3 separate regions of the Homo sapiens genome follow, and all the other regions are linked to region 3. The links are chromatin contacts, found by Hi-C or POLR2A ChIA-PET in ENCODE. All regions are on one chromosome and are shown on one strand. Each heading gives the region's core, a stretch centred on a gene start or an enhancer-like site at or near the end of the contact. The rest is flanking DNA. Distances are from core to core; before and after follow the strand shown.

Region 1 (3,017 bases), core at 86-2,585, 560 kb before region 3:
ATAAGCCACCACTCCTGGCCCTTGAAATGAATTTAGAGATAGATGCAAACTGTTTTTTGTTTTGTTTTGTTTTTTTGAGACAGGGTCTTTCTTTATCACCCACCCAGACTGGAGTGCAGTGGCATGATTATAGCTCACTGCAGCCTCAACCTCCTGGCCCCAAGTGATCCTTCTGCCTCAGCCTCCCATGTAGCTGGGACCACAGGCATATACCACCATGCCCAGCTAATTTAAAAAAATTTTTTTGTAGAGACAGGTCTCACTTTGTTGACCAGGCTGTTTGCGAATTCCTGGGCTCAAGCGATCCTCCCTGCTTGGCCTCCCAAACTGCTGGGATTACAGGCATGAGCCACCACACCCAGCTGCCCAACTGTTCTATCCACAGGGCAATAATTGCATTCCCCAGGACCCAGTTCATGGTAACGTGATTGGAACAGAGTGGTACTGACCCCCTACTTGGACAAGTATCATGTGCATTATTATCAGTTTTATCCAACTTACAGTGTTGTAAAATAACTCAAACAAGGAAAGCTGGAGGTAACCCAAGAAAATGAAACAGGACGCCCACTGATCTTTTTTTTTCTCACAGTATCAAGAGTGAATATTGAGGATGTTACTGAGTGCTGGGCACCATGCCAAGCTCTTTTCTTTGCATGCATTATAAACCAAGATATATCAGTTTTTTGTTTTTGTTTTTGTTTTTTTTTGAGACAGGATTCTTGCTCTGTTGCCCAGGCTGGAGTGCAGTGGCATGATCTTGGCCCACTGCAACCTCCACTTCCTGGGTTCAAGCGATTCTCCTGTCTCAGCCTCCCAAGTAGCTGGGATTACAGGTATGCATCACCTGGCCCAGCTAATTTTTGTATTTTTAGTAGAAACAGGGTTTCACCATGTTGGCCAGGCTAGTCTCAAACTCCTGACCTCAGATGATCCACCCACCTCGGCCTCCCAAAGTGCTGGGATTACAGGCGTGAGTCACTGCGCCCGGCCAATATATCAGCTTTATTCTCACTTTCTTCCCACCCCACAACCCATTAGTCTCTGAAGGCAGCTTGGAGGGCACAGGATTCGGCCCTTCTTACTCCTAGGAACCCTTGAGTGGCCTGCCTGTCTCTGGCTGCAGGAGCTGTCTCTGCTTCCCCCAGTATCCCCCCGAATGGAAGGCAGCTGTGCAGCAAATGAGACCAGCTTTTTGGAAGAAACTGTCATTCCTTAACTGGTTCTTTTTCCTTCTCAAGACCCCATTCTTCCCATTCCCTGGGATGGCTTCCGGCTGTTGTATTTCTGCTAATGCCCACCAGATGGCAGGTGCTCCTCGGCGTGAGTGCCAGGATCTCACCTGGCCCAGGCGCAAGCAGGCTCATAATAAACTCTGACTAGGAAGGGTCAAGAGAACGGTGTGGGAGACCCCAGAGTCTTCAATTTACCCATTGCAAACTGTACTGGGTCCTATCATGTGACCTATTCGGTCACTGGGGGGAGAAAATCTGAGTTCCTAGTCTCATGGGGGATAGTTACACAGGTGGGGGTCATCCAGACCACTGTGCTCATTCCAGGTGGCTGGCCACAAAGTGGCCTTCGGTGACCAGAGAACAGCCGGAAAACAGAAAGTAAAGCCAAGCTGGGAACAGCAGGGACTTGGTATCAGACAGATCTGGGTTGAAATCCTGACTCTGTCCACTACTAACTGTGTGGCTTGGGGCAAGTGATCTGAACCTAATTTTCCCCAACTGTCTAATGGGGGGATAATAATAGCCTGTAATTTCAGCACTTTGGGAGACTGAGGCTGGTGGATCACCTGGAGATCAGGAGTTCAAGACCAGCCTGACCAACATGATGAAACCCTGTCTCTACTAAAAATACAAAAATTAGCCGGGCCTGGTGGCGCATGCCTGTAAGTGCAGCTACTCAGGAGGCTGAGGCAGGAGAATCACTTGAACCCGGGAGGCGGAGGTTGCAGTGAGCTGAGATCGCGCCACTGAATTCCAGACTGAGCAACAGAGTGAGATTCTGTTTTAAAAGAAAAAAGAAAAAAAAAAAGGACAATAAAGCCTACTTGATAACTTCCCAGTGAGGAGCGAGGGAAAGGTGTGTAAGGGGCTTGGCCTGACACCCTGGAGCCTTGGGATCCTCCCTTCCACGATGCTGCTCTGGCCGGGGACCAAGCCCTCCCTCAAAAGCCACATCCCATCCTCATGTGCCCCAGACACCTACCTGGGCTCGAAGCTGCTCCTCTTCCTGGGTGGAGAATTCTGTGCGGCAGTGGAGAGGAACATCCATTTCAGCCACTATCTCGCCAATCCTTTGTTGCATGGCCACACACTCTTCCGCAGACAAGAATCCTTCCAGCACCAGGAATCCATCCTGTTGGAACTGCAGGCAGGCTTGAGACTCAGGCTTCCCCAGTCTGCAAATGCTCCTGTCTGACCCTTCCCTCAACCTTGCAGCTGTGTGAAGGTGGGACCAGGTATCTTGTTTGCTGCCCTGTCCCCAACCCCAGGCATGGAGTCTGGCACCCAGCAAAGAGCAATCAATATTGGCTGCTTGAATGGAAGAACAAGTAGTGAGGCCGGGTGCAGTGGCTCATGCCTCTAATCCCAGCACTTTGAGAGGCTGAGGCGGGCAATAACTTGAGGTCATGAGTTTGAGACCATCCTGGCTGGTCTCAAACCAGCCAGGGCATGGTTAGCTGGGCATGGTGGTGCATGCCTGTAGTCCCAGCTACTTGGGAGGCTGAGGCAGGAGAATCACTTGAACCCAGGAGGCGGAGGTTGCAGTGAGCCGAGATCTCACCACTGCACTCCAGCCTGAGCAACAGATGAGACTCCACCTCGAAAAAAAAAAAAAAAAAAGAAAGAAAAAGAAAAAGGAAGCTGGGCACAGTGGCTCACGCCTGTAATCCCAGCACTTTGGGAGGATCACTTAAGGTCGGGAGTTCCAGACCAGCCTGACCAACATGGTGAAACCCCATCTCTACTAAAAATACAAAAACTTGGCCAGGTGTGGTGGCGCATGCC
Region 2 (3,027 bases), core at 332-2,831, 530 kb before region 3:
CCTCCCAAGCAGCTGGATTACAGGCACACGCTACCACGCCCAGCTAATTTTTGTATTTTTAGTAGAAACGGAATTTCGCCACGTTGGCCAGGCTGGTCTCGAACTCCTGACCTGAGGTGATCCACCTGCCACGGCCTCCCACAGTGCTGGGATTATAGGTGTGAGTCACCATGCCTGGCCAAATTGTGCTTTTACTTTACATTCAATTTTTACTTTACACTGTAACCCAGAACCTAGATTTTTATCTAAACCAAGTTTTAAATGCCTGTGTCAAATGTGTCTGTCTCTCTTAGGAGAGGAACAGGGGTGCCCAGATGATGGGCCACCTTTCTTTGATTACTGATAATGTTAATAACCAGAATAGTAACAAACTTTTTTTTTTTCCCTTTTTGAGACAGTCTCACTCTGTCACCCAGGCTGGGGTGCAGTGGCATGATCCTGACTCACTGCAACCTCTGCCTCCTGGGTTTAAGTGATTCTCATGTTTCAATCTCCCAAGTGGCTGGGATTACAGACGCCCGCCACCACATCCAGCTAATTTTTGTATTTTTAGTAGAGACGGTGTTTTGCCATGTTGGCCGGGCTGGTCTTGAATTCCTGGCCTCAACCAATCCACCTGCCTTGGCCTCCCAAAGTTCTGGGATTACAGGCGTGAGCCACCGTGCCCGGCCTAGGTAGGAACTCTTTAAGAACAGCACTTCTCGGGCCAGGCACAGAGGCTCACGCCTGTAATCCCAGCACTTTGGGAGGCCAAGGCGGGCGGATCACGAGGTCAGGAGATCGAGACCATCCTGGCTAACAAGGTGAAACTCCGTCTCTACTAAAAATACAAAAAAATTAGCCGGGCATAGTGGCAGGCGCCTGTAGTCCCAGCTGCTTGGAAGGCTGAGGCAGGAGAATGGCGTGAACCCGGGAAGTGGAGCTTGCAGTGAGCCGAGATCACGCCACTGCACTCCAGCCTGGGTGACAGAGCGAGGTGCCGACTCAAAAAAAAAAAAAAAAAAGAACAGCACCTCTCTGCAAATGCCAAACACTCCCCAGCCCCAATCTTTCTAGGCTATGCTGGATGGGGAGGACAGGAGGAAGGCAGAGCAGGACCCCATGTGAGGCAGGTGGAATGGGGCACTCAGCAAGGGTGATGATGGCCACAGCCAGTGCTGAGGGCCTGGAAGTGTGCCAGGCACCAGGCAGGCCTCCCCTGCAGGCCCTCCTAGGGTCATCCTTGATGCCCAAGAGGCCAGGCCTCTATAGCCCCATCCCAGAGATGGGGGTGCTAAGGCTCAGGAAGGTGACATCACCTGCCAACATCCCCCTGCTATTAAGGGGCAGAGTAGAGTAAGAACAAACCCAGCAGGCCTGTCCCTCTACCACCGGGCTCAGGTCCTCGCCACCATGTGGGACTTGCCCTCCGCCTGCCCAAGGTCTCACCCAGGCGGTGCCAAGAGAAACAGGACTGGGAGTGCAGCTTCCCCGCCCCTCAGCATTACCAGCGCTCAGGTCACAAAGGGGCCAGCAGACACCACCGCCCGCCCTGGGCTGGCAGCTCCAGGCCAGAAGTCAGTCCTCCTAGTGATGCCAGGACTCACGGGCCAGGGCAAGCACCCGCCCCACAGGAAGGCCCGGGCCCTCTAATGACCAGGTGGGTCCACGCACCACCTACACTGCTGGGAAAGAAAGTGGCACTGGGAGAGCTTCTGAATCACACAGCTGCCTCCACTGAGACATGTGGACACCTGGAGTCCCCATCCAGGGCCAGGACCTAAAGACTGGGGAACAGAAGAGGGAGGAGAGGAGCCCGGTGCATGCAGCAGCCTGCCTGCCCCCAAGTCTGGAATGAGACAGCCAGGGCGGGCGCGGCTGTTTGAGCGGGCAGGATGTGGTGACAATGATACTGCAACACCTCCCTCGTGTTCAGGGAGTGGGGTGTGTTCGCTCACAGAAACACCTGCTTCCTCTGCGAGGAGCCGCCCCAGCCCCGCCGACCTGGGGCTTGTCTGTACCACCCAGACTCCTCCTTCTGAGGCAGGAAGTGTTCCCAGCTCAGTCACACAGGTGAGGGAAACTGAGGCTCACAGAGGCAAAACCACCTGCCCAAGGCAGGAAACACCGTCCCAATCAGGTCTGATTCTGACCACCCGCCCCAACTCCGTGCTTGGTCTGGGAACATCCGGACTCTGTTCAGCCCTTGGCTAGGTCCAGCGGGGGTAAAAAAAAATGATCAAGGTGGGACTTCTGCTTCAGGTTCCTCTCTCCAGTTTGAGTGTGTCTGGGGAGTGGAGGAGGGCCCTGGGGTTCCAATGGCAGAGCCTGGGGCTGGCTGCAGAGCTGAGAAGGGCCTGGACTGGAGTCTCTCACAGGCCTGGCCCGGCTGGTGCCTGGGCCTACCCCTGGTAAGGGTAACCTGTCTGGAGGGGTCACCCCCAGCTGCACCCGTTTCCTTGTCCTCTGCTGTGTGATTCTGGAAAAGTCACTGCCCCTCTCTGATGGGGCTTCGGGGGAGATCAGGAAAGAGGGTGCAGGCACCAAATCCAGGGTTGAGTTCCCAAGGGTGTGGGGAAAGGAGCCCCACCCCAACAGGAGCCAGCCGGGTGGTCAGAGCCACCTGCCTGCCCCCTACAGGGGCAGGCTCCCTCCCACACGGCTCTTGCCGAGGATGAAGAGGGGAAGCCAGTACCAAGGTGTGGGCCTGGACTCTGGTAGCCTCTCTGTGGGACCTTGGACAAGCTCTTCACTGCTTGCAGCCTCAGTTTCTTCACATACATGGTGGGCATGATACCACGCAGGGCTGCTGGGAGGAGGCCATGGAATTATTTTAATTAAATGGGACGGGGTCTTGCTATGTTGTCCAGGCTGGTCTCAAACTCCTGGCCTCAAGCAATCCTCCTGCTTTGGCCTCCAGAGTAGCTGGACTGTAGGCATGTAGCACCACACTAGGGTAAAAAAAAATTTTTTTTTTGAGGCAGTCTCACACTATTGCCAGGCTGGGGTGCAGTGGCACGATCTGGGCTCACTGCAATCTCCGCCTCC
Region 3 (2,850 bases), core at 101-2,600:
CAGGGATCCTCCTAGAATCCCAGGCTTTGGGGAGTGTAGCTGGGCCAAGGGTCAGTGAGGCAAAACAGTGAGGAGTCCAGACCAATACAGTTCTAATTGGATCCAAGCAGCCAGACAATATCAATTAAAATGCACTTAGTCATGAGACTTACCCCCCTTCTAAGGGGCAGAAATGCTGAACGCTGTAGGGCACGGACAGACTTCTATTTATCTTTGTATCCTCAGTGTCTGGCTTGCTGCCCGGCACATGGTAGGCACTCAATAAATGGCTGGTGAATGAACTACCCAATTAAGGGAAAACATGAAAGAAATGGGAGGCATCCAATGAGAAGAAAGGCACTGGGCAGAGGTTTTAGATTCCCATCCCAGACTTTTCCTGTCACATAGACCTTGGCTTATCTACACACACACAGGCACACACACACACCTACCTATTCCACACACACACACACACATCCCTACCTATTTCCTCTTTTCCACGTGATACTGTAAAGTACACCACCCATCTTTCAAGGCCTGTTTCTTTGCCTTCTCTCTAAGCTCTGCAGTTTCCCTCAGCTTTGAAACCATATGACAAACCTGTTTGTAGGAAGCACAAATAGTGCCTTGGGTAGACTTCCTCCCTGCTCTGTGTTTCTTCAGTAACTGGTGTGTGTCCCAATCTCTGCATTTTTCATCTTGTGTATACTATACTGTCCCTGTTAGTTCCCTTCAGTGTGATTTCTTATTTGTCCCCGTGTCTCCACCTGACTCCAGTTCTGCAGAAGGCAATCAGCAAGTTTACTGACTGTCCTGAAGGAGGCTCAGGTCTGTTTACCATCCCCAAGTCTTAGGAAAGAAAAAGAAAAAAGTCCCGCCCTGGCCACTACATCCCACGAGAAACAAGACCTTAATAACAGTGTAAAAAGAAACTGCTGCCCAAAGAATGAAATCAGCGGGTGGAGGGTGGTCCTTCTAGGTTCTAGGAGCTCAGATGCCAAACAGATGGGATTGGTCCGAGATAGGAATGGAAAAGAAGAGAGAGAGGCTGCCTGCTAACAGTCACGACCTCCGACTCCGGCGGAGCACAGGGCACCGAGTGGTACACAGAGAGCATTTCCCTCCCAATGTGCGCCTCTATTTCCGGACAGACGGCCTCACTGCCAAGAGAGACTGGCCTCTCAGACTCTCCTAGGCGGGTAGCGTAGCTCACAGCGGGCACTGGGACACCCAGTGATTCGGCCGTGTCAGGCCCCACGGCAGAAGGAAAGGAATTCTGGGCCCGACGACTTCAATCCATCCCCACGGCGCCCCAGCTCTGTGACTCACCCGAACTCCACCTCCACTGACAAGGGCGCAGCCATGTTGAGGAAGCCGAGCTCGCAGGAAACTCCCCTCAACTTCCGGCGCGCCCGCAAATTTCCGGGCGTCTCCGGGTGCCGCGGACGGAAGAGGCGGTGCCCAGGGATCCAGCTTCGTCAGCTGTTGGAGGAAGTCATCGAGGGGAGGGGAGGGGAGGGGAGGGCAGCGGAGGGAAAGGGGTGGCAGAGGGACTATCACCGGCGCTGTTGGGGCTGTGAATCGGTCTCCTTCCGTCTTTCACCGACTGGGCTCAGAGACCCAGGGTGGGAAGCGCCTTGTACGGGACCACAAGCAGGCGGAGGAGAGCCCCCAGGTTTTTTGCGACGTGACCGTGAGCCACGTAGCTGCTTATCTTGCATGAGTTAGAATCTCTTCAGTCTACACACCGCTTGGGCCAGCCCATCTACTCGTCTGGTTGGAATTATAAATGACTCCCAGATCTTTATTTCCGACCCAGAATCTCTCCTGAGCGGGCGACTCGCTATCCAGCCGCCCCCTTTGCTGTCGATTTGGAAGTCACTCGTTCAACAGCTGTTCATTGCGCCTCCCTGTGCCAGGCATTTTGATCGGTGCTAGTGGTAAAGGGGATGGGCAAGGTTCCTGCCTTTAGGGCACTCACAGTCTAGCGGGGAGACTAACTGTAATCAAATAAGCATACTAAGACATGTACAACCTCAAACTTAAATAAAGGAACTGAAGTTATAGGAACTTCAAAAAGAAAACTGAGTAGACTGGACTTGCTGGGCTCTAAAACCTGAGTAAACTAGGTGGCTGTGAGGGGAGAGAAACCTCTAGGAGCATTCCAGTGAGGAGGACAAAAGGCCCAGAGGCTCTGGGTGAGAACATGCTGGAACATGGAGAGGAAGGTGGAAGTTAGGGAGCCTGACTTTCATCCATCTAGAGAGGGAGCTGCAAAGGTGCTCAGGGGCCAACCCCTGCCTTGTAAGCAGGTAAACATTTCAGTCTCTAGGAGCAGTGGGAGACTACTGAAGGGTTTTGGGAGACAGTGACATTTTAGAATTGTGTTTTAAAATATAATTTCTGGCTGCAATATGGAGAATGATTTGAGGGGAATAAGGAAAGAGACACGGAGACCACTGGAGCCTGTTGCAAAAGCTCAGGGCAGGCCGGGCGCGGCGGCTCAGGGCAGGCCGGGCGCGGCGGCTCACGCCTGTCATCCCAGCAATTTGGGAGGCCGAGGCAGGCGGATCACGAGGTCAAGAGATCAAGACCATCCTGGCCAACATGGCAAAACCCTGTCTTTACTAAAAAAATACAAAAATTAGCTGGATGTGGTGGCGTGCGCCTGTAGTCCCAGCTACTCGGGAGGCTGAGGCAGAAGAATCGCTGGAACCCGGGAGGTGGAGGTTGCAGTGAGCTGACATCGAGCCACTGCACTCCAGCCTGGTGACAGAGCAAGACTCTGTCTCAAAAAAAAAAAAAAGCCCAGGGCAGAAATGGAATGAAGTTGGCCAGGCACAGTGGCTTATGCCTGTAATCCTAGCACTT

Evidence for each region. A loop is a pair of places that touch in the nucleus more often than their neighbours do. ChIA-PET counts read pairs that join two places held with the same protein, here RNA polymerase II (POLR2A). Pooled maps may share reads with other maps.
Region 1: a loop to region 3 is called in a pooled map, with 2.3 times the contacts of the local background. The contact joins the enhancer-like site here to the promoter of URM1 in region 3. A Hi-C loop is called at or near these places in 2 of 37 single-sample maps with no recorded cell type and 3 of 50 pooled maps. POLR2A ChIA-PET finds 5 or more read pairs at or near these places in 1 of 52 experiments (HepG2).
Region 2: a map of naive thymus-derived CD4-positive, alpha-beta T cell shows a loop between it and region 3 (14-fold over the local background). The contact joins the enhancer-like site here to the promoter of URM1 in region 3. A Hi-C loop is called at or near these places in 1 of 168 maps with a recorded cell type or tissue (naive thymus-derived CD4-positive, alpha-beta T cell) and 7 of 50 pooled maps. POLR2A ChIA-PET finds 5 or more read pairs at or near these places in 2 of 52 experiments (common myeloid progenitor, CD34-positive and naive thymus-derived CD4-positive, alpha-beta T cell).

What each region holds. Positions count from the first base shown.
Region 1 is chr9:128,926,394-128,929,410 of GRCh38, reverse strand. It overlaps PHYHD1 (phytanoyl-CoA dioxygenase domain containing 1), which reads right to left. Exons shown (of 13, transcript NM_001100876.2): 4 at 2,215-2,373. Among named protein-coding and RNA genes, the nearest start is that of PHYHD1, 6.9 kb to the right of the region's middle. Within about 2 kb of position 1,335, at least 5 of the 41 ENCODE cell types and tissues checked have a DNase peak (open chromatin) inside an H3K27ac peak, as active enhancers do.
Region 2 is chr9:128,901,390-128,904,416 of GRCh38, reverse strand. All of the region lies in intron 2 of LRRC8A (leucine rich repeat containing 8 VRAC subunit A), which reads right to left. Among named protein-coding and RNA genes, the nearest start is that of PHYHD1, 18 kb to the left of the region's middle. RefSeq lists a silencer at 504-676. Within about 2 kb of position 1,581, at least 22 of the 41 ENCODE cell types and tissues checked have a DNase peak (open chromatin) inside an H3K27ac peak, as active enhancers do.
Region 3 is chr9:128,369,874-128,372,723 of GRCh38, reverse strand. It overlaps URM1 (ubiquitin related modifier 1), which reads right to left and starts at 1,350. Exons shown (of 5, transcript NM_030914.4): 1 at 1,309-1,350. The coding sequence starts at 1,343. RefSeq lists enhancers at 1,152-1,251, 1,315-2,178, 2,179-2,850.